2 separate regions of the Homo sapiens genome follow, and region 2 is linked to region 1. Evidence: read pairs that join two places in POLR2A ChIA-PET (ENCODE). Cell type or tissue: B cell. All regions are shown on one strand. Each heading gives the region's core, and the rest is flanking DNA. Links, peaks and the distances in the headings are about the cores only.

Region 1 (3,446 bases), core at 369-2,868:
TATTATTATTATTATTATTATTTTGAGATAAGGTCTTGCTCTGTCACTCAGGCTGGAGTGCAGTGGCATGATCTTGGCTTACCGCAGCCTCCACCTGCCAGGCTCAAGTGATCCTCCCACGTCAGCCTCCTGAGAAGCTGGGGCTACAGGTGCATGCCACCATGTGTGGCTAACTTTTGTATTTTTAGTAGAGATAGGGTTTCACCATGTTGCCTAGGCTGGTCTTGAACTCCTGGGCTCAAGTGATCCTCCCGCCTCTGCCTTCCAAAGTACTGAGATTATAGGCATGAGCCACCGTGCCTTGCCATCAATCTGATTTTTTAGAACATTTTTAGTTTTACAGTTTTTAGGTTTTAATGTGCCATGCAAATGTAAGTTCCCAAGGGTCTTCTGGGTGGAAATGTTTATTAAAACAAAAATTTATCAAGAGTATTCACTAGACATTTTGTGTAGTTTTTTAAATTCTAGCAGGTGAATCATTAAATCAATTACTGTAAAATACCTTCAGTTTTTGAATTAGCTGTTTTATTTATTTTTACATTTTAACCTCTGAAAGAAATAAAATTAGCTGTTTTAAAGATAGTTTTTTCCATATGTGTGTATATATATGTGTATATATATGTATGTATACATATATATGTATGCATACATATATATGTATGCATACATACATATATATATATATATATATATATATATATATATATTTTTTTTTTTTTTTTTTTTTTTTTTTTAAGATGGAGTTTCACTCTTGTTGCCCAGGCTGGAGTGCAATGATTACAATCTCGACTCACTGCAACTTCCGCCTCTCGGGTTCAAACAATTCTCAAGTGCCTCAGCCTCTCGGGTAGCTGGGATTATAGGCACGTGCCACCATGCCTGGCTAATTTTTGTATTTTAAGTAGCGATGGGGTTTCACCATGTTGCCCAGGCTGGTCTCGAGCTCCTAACCTCAAGTGATTCATCTGCCTCAGTCTCCCAAAGTGCTGGGATTACTGGTGTGAGCTACTGTGCCTGGCCTTCCCTTATATTTTTGACTCAAAAAAAGTCTGTTCTCAGCTGGGTGCGGTGGCTCATGCCAGTAATCCCAGCACTTTGGGAGGCCAAGGCAGGCAGATCACTTGAGCCCAGGAGTTTGAGACCAGCCTTGGCAACATGGCAAAACCCCATTTGTACAAAACAAATACAAAAAGTTAACTGGGTGTGGTGGCGTGTGCCTGTGGTCCCTGATACCAGGGAGGCTGAGGTAGGAGGATCTCTTGAACCTGGGAAATCTGAGGCTGCAGTGAGCCAAGATTTCGCCACTGCACTCAAGCCTGGGTGGCAGAATGAGACCCTGTCCCTCCCTCCCCACAAATGCCTGTTCTCCTACAATGAGAAATAAGCTGATAACATTTTTGACTTAAGAAGAAGCAGATATTAGAAATTACAGCCTGTGAGAGAATGGTGTGAACCCGAGAGGTGGAGCTTGCAGTGAGCTGAGATTGGGCCACTGTACTCCAGCCTGGGTGGCAGAGTGAGACTCCGTCTCAAAAAAAAAAAAAAGCCTGTGAAATGAAAGGTATTTGAAAGACTCAGTATGATGGAGAGTTTCAGTTCTTGCTGACGAGAAACACTGAGGACTGTGATAATTGTAAAGGTTAAGGTTTGGCACAGTTGCTGAGGGCTTGTCTTGAAAGAGGAAGTAGTCAACACTATGGCATTTCTTTTTTTTTTTTTTTTTGAGGTGGAGTCCTACTCTGTTGCCCAGGCTGGAGTGTAGTGGCACAATCTCAGCTCACTGCAATCTCCGCCTCCCTGGCTCAAGTGATTCTCCTGCCTCAGCCTCCCGAATAGCTGGGAATACAGGTGTCTGCCACCATGCCCAGCTAATTTTTGTATTTTTAGTAGAGACGGGGTTTCACCATGTTGGCCAGGCTGGTCTCAAACCCCTGACCTCGGGTGATCCACCTGCCTCAGCCTCCCAAAGTGCTGGGATTACAGACACGAGCCACCACACCTGCCCTTATGGTGTTTCTTCATCATCATTTTATTTATTTTGTTTTGTTTTATTGAGACCGTTTCACTCAGTCACCCAGGTTGGAGTGCAGTGGCACGATCACAACTCACTGGAGCCTCAACTGCCTGGGCTTATGCGATCCACCTGAGCTTTCTGAGTAGCTGGGACTGCAGTTGCATGCCACTATGCCTGTCTAACTTTATTTTATTTTTAATAGATACAAGATGTCACTATGTTGCTTAAGCTGATCTCAAACTCCTAGGCTAAGAGATTTTCCCATCTTGGCCTCCCAAAGTACTGGATTACAGGCGTGAGCCACCAAGCCCGGCCACATTTTTGGTTTTGTACTTGTAGATATGATTAATACTTATAGAAATTTTAAAAATCTTTCATCAAAAGAGTGCATATGAAAATCTTGCTTTATTTTCTTCTCACAGCTAACATACTATCCAGATAATTCCAGTAGTTAAGGTGAGCACTTTTTTTTTTTTTTTTTTTTTTAAGTTTCAGCTACCTAGGAGGCCCTGTTAGGAGGATCACTTGAGCCCAGGAGATCGAGACAGTAATGAGCCATGCACCACTGCACCCAGGCCTGGGTGACAGAATGAGACCCTGTCTCAGGAAAAAAGATATTACTCACTTTCATGTTTTCCTTATAGCTTCAGCTTTATTGTTGATGAGCATTTTCCTGCATCCCTTGTTTAAAGTACCTCTAAATCTAGACATAACCCAGATACTTGGATGTGCTGCCGCCAATTGAAATGATCCTTGATTAACTCCTGCTTATTCTCTTGATCAATTTGGCTGTAAAAGCTTCTCCTCTGCTTTAACAGTTTTTAATGCTTTTTACTTTACCTGAGCCATTTAAAACATTTTACCATGGTCTTGACATTAAAAGCAAAACTGAAGAAATCTTACACCAGCATCATCCAAAGCTGCCCTCCCTGTGAATTATAGTTTTAGAGTCATTTTCTAAGCCTAGAACATTTAGTCTATTTTCATTTCACTGTTAGTATTTACAAGTGTGAATACCCTTCAGTTAAAGACCACTAGGAGTACACCTGTCATAGAGCAGGTTGGATTTATTGCTCATTGCAGCAAAGAACACAGACCGCAGGGAACCATGGGGTGTCCTAGTAACAGGGTGTTATAATGTATTATAGGATTTGGGCTTTGGATAATTTTGGGGGGAAGGTCTAAGGACATGAGGGCTTGCTCTAGATAGGGTGCTGTCGGAAAACAGAGGCAATTCTATGATTGGGTATCAACAGATCTTATAGAGGGGGTCAAGTAGATTGAGGTTAAAGCTGTAATTGGTGAAGAAATAGCTGTCACTCATTCAGCAAGAAAGAGAATTTTGTATTTTGTGGGTTGTACAGTGACCTAGTTTTTTCTCACTTTGCCATGGTCTTGGAGTGACTACTTTTGATATTGACGTTCAGTGAGA
Region 2 (3,446 bases), core at 535-3,034, 460 kb after region 1:
GTAGAGATGGGGTTTCACCATGTTGGCCAGGCTGGTCTCGAACTCCTGACCTCAGGTGATCCACCTGGCTCGGCCTCCCAAAGTGCTAGGATTACAGGTGTGAGCCACCGTGCCTGGCCTGAGTGGCAAATTTTTATTGTTGCCACACAGCCTCTACTGTATTCCTTCCTAAAGGTGGTTGGGAACCTGGGAGGATTTAAGCTGTATTCTCTGCCATCAAGATGCTTACATTCTATTTGGGGAAATAGGAGCATTGGTGAAGAGGCTTTGCATTTTATTTAAGCCGCAATTACTGTGCACATACTCTGTGGAGTTGTAGTAATACTGGTGTGGTCTTCTCTAGACTAGGGTGGGGGCTGTGGGAATAGAGAGGAAAGGCAGAATGCAAGATTTTAAGCAGCGTTTTATAACTTAATGGATATGCATCAGAATTACCCAGGCAAGAGGAAGATTTTGTTCTCAGAAAGCAGAGGCCAATGGAAAAAGCTCAGTTTAGGCACATCTGACCACTTTAGGATTGCAAGTTGGGTTTCCCTAAAGTAAAATGAACTTTTCACTTGGTTGGTAGGTGTAAGATGTGACCAGTAATGAATGTGTTCTGAGTTAGCTGCACATTTACCTGTTGGATGTTATCTGTATTTGCAGTTGTGTACTGTCAGCTATGGAAAAGTCAAGCTGGTCTTGAAGCACAACAGGTAAGAGATTCCATGACAGGCCTGTCCCAAGGCACTGTCACTTTCTGCGCACCAGCAGGAATAAAGGGATATGGGAAGGACCTGATGTTTATGCTGTCTTTTCTGTGAAGCACAGATAAGAGAAGAGAAACAAGAGATGTGGCCCAGACTGGAAACTCATCCACTGGCCACTGTATTTCCTCTAGCAGTGGAGCTGGGCTCAGGCCCCTGCCTACTTGACCTCAAAGTCACAACCCTCATATGTTAAATCATGGCCGGCAGCTCATGGTACAGATTTGGCGAAGGGTTGTGGGGAGAGTCATGAGGCTTGTATTTCCAGACCATCTAATTGAATGAGCAGTGGAATCTCCAGGAGGTACCTGCTGGTCAGTAGACCCCTTCTTCCTCCCCTGCTTGCAGATACTTCGTTGAAAGTTGCCACCCTGATGTAATCCAGCATCTTCTCCAGGACCCCGTGATCCGAGAATGCCGCTTAAGAAACTCTGAAGGGGAGGCCACTGAGCTCATCACAGAGACTTTCACAAGCAAATCTGCCGTATGTGGACTCCTGGGCCACCCTTGGGTGGGGGCAGGCATTTAGGATTTCAGTTCTCTCAGGTGTCTTTAACCCAGCACTTACAACCTAGCAGCCCTGCTGGTTCTACCCTTTACAACTTCACCCATTGCTTGATAACAGCAGAATTAAATGTTGTGTGCACGTTCAGCACCTACCTCTCTCACAGATTTCTAAGACTGCTGAAAGCAGTGGTGGGCCCTCCACTTCCCGAGTGACAGATCCACAGGGTAAATCTGACATCCCCATGGACCTGTTTGACTTCTATGAGCAAATGGACAAGGATGAAGAAGAAGAAGAAGAGACACAGACAGTGTCTTTTGAAGTCAAGCAGGTTAGTGAATGTACCTTCCTCCTGGTTCCTTCACTGAGCTGCTGTTAGAAGCTAGTCCAGCCATGTGTCGACTCTGCCTGTAGTCTGTGTGAAAGGAAGGAGTCCCTGTTGGTCCCTGAATTGCTTTCTCCTTTTTATTATCTGTGAGCCATGGCATCATTTCTCCTGATGGAGTTAAAGTCCCAGTGTCCTCTTTTTCAGGCTGGTAGGCTGGTCTTCACAGGTTCCTGAGGAGATGTGAGAAATGGTGCCTGAAGGTCAATTTTGCCTGCTGATTAGATTTCATTTTCAAAGTGTTGTTAGTCTGGGTTGCTTTTCTGTGCTTTATCCCGGTTGTTGACTGAGCAAGATCTAAAATCTTGTAGAAGTTTAGATAGAATGCCACTTTTTTGACCATTGGACCTCTTAGAAGATGTAATGTTTTTGAGCACAGTAACAAGATTTTAAAACCCCTTTTGTGCCCTCTTTCCAGGAAATGATTGAGGAACTCCAGAAACGTTGCATCCACCTGGAGTACCCTCTGTTGGCAGAATATGACTTCCGGAATGATTCTGTCAACCCTGATATCAACATTGACCTAAAGCCCACAGCTGTCCTCAGACCCTATCAGGAGAAGAGCTTGCGAAAGATGTTTGGAAACGGGCGTGCACGTTCGGGGGTCATTGTTCTTCCCTGCGGTAAGTGGTACCAGAGTTAAGAAGGTGGTCAGGCTGTTGTGTCTGGATCTGCCAGCTGCCTCCCGCTTTCTCTCTGCACATTTCCCTAAATCACACCTTGCTGAAAAGCCAAGATCAGGTGACTCCCTGATTCATGACTTGACAAATATTTGAGTGCTTGCTGTGTATGGGCCCTGGCCTGGACACTGGGGGTATTATGGTGGCTAGAACAACACTTCTGACCTCATGGAGCTCACTCTTCTGGGGAAGAGACAGATGGTAAGCAGATGTGTACAACCTTGGGTGGTGCTAGAGTCAGCGAAGAAAAATTAGAGCACATGAGGGGTGAGATTGTAATGATGGCAAGGGGCTGTTGCACTTAGTGGGGTTAGGTTCTTGTTCTTGAATCAGCCTTAGGGGTTGTGTATTTGGAGACTCCCTAGCGCAGAAACTTTGGTGTTCCTGGATGACTAGGATGGTGTGCAGGTCCAGGGAAAGGCAGGAGTGGCCCCCTGGGCACCTGTTTGACCACTTATCCCAGTAGTGTCAGGTCCTAGCCTAGCTTCTTGGCCAGAGACCACAGCAGACTCACCTTGGGACCCCACTGAGGACTTACAGAGGCAAGGTCTTCAGGGAAGGGGAGGTTCTTTTTTTCCAAAACTCCAAGGGTTATTTTGATGTTGTTTTCCTTTTTTATTTCACTTTACAAATTTTTTTTATTTACGTTTATTCCTGGTAACTCACAGTGTATTTTTATAATAAAGGAAGGATCTCTGTTTAATGGAAAAGCTTGATTTTTCTCTTGATCTTCAAATGGTGGATGGTAGTAAACTCAGAAGCTCCTGGAATTTCATTTTCTCTGTACACACATAGCGCATCCCTGAATTCTCAGCCCCGTTTGCTGTGTAATAATAATAGTGGTCTTTTGCCGAGTGCCTCCTTCTGTGGGCCAGGCATGCTGGGACCCAGTAGCTTCACTGTCCCGTGGCTGTGGGCAAGGTAAAGTACTCCTCAGCTTTAGTTTTTCAATCTTTCTTTTTTCTTTTTGAGACAGAGTCTTGCTCCGTTGCCCATGCTGGAGTGTAGTGGCGCCATCTTGGCTCACCACAACCTCCGCCTACTGGGTTCAAGATATTCTCCTGCCTCAGCCTCCCAAGTGACCGGGATTATAGGCGCCCGCCACCATGCCCGGCTAATTTTTTGTATTT

The links. Peaks named below come from ENCODE experiments on the same cell type or tissue, not always from the same donor. Only the 100,000 strongest peaks of a DNase experiment are listed, where the experiment ranks them.
Region 2: POLR2A ChIA-PET joins it to region 1 with 5 read pairs; 2 of 35 experiments call an interaction of 5 or more read pairs at or near these places.

Annotation. Positions count from the first base shown.
Region 1 is chr2:127,747,939-127,751,384 of GRCh38, reverse strand. All of the region lies in intron 7 of WDR33 (WD repeat domain 33), which reads left to right. Among named protein-coding and RNA genes, the nearest start is that of SFT2D3, 48 kb to the right of the region's middle. In B cell, for the core only: no CTCF peak of the experiment used is centred there; a DNase peak (open chromatin) is centred at 1,624; H3K4me3 peaks cover 427 bases; H3K27ac peaks cover 1,478 bases.
Region 2 is chr2:127,287,473-127,290,918 of GRCh38, reverse strand. ERCC3 (ERCC excision repair 3, TFIIH core complex helicase subunit) reads left to right here. Exons shown (of 15, transcript NM_000122.2): 4 at 646-695; 5 at 1,095-1,230; 6 at 1,418-1,582; 7 at 2,055-2,259. Among named protein-coding and RNA genes, the nearest start is that of ERCC3, 4.9 kb to the left of the region's middle. In B cell, for the core only: no CTCF peak of the experiment used is centred there; no DNase peak of the experiment used is centred there.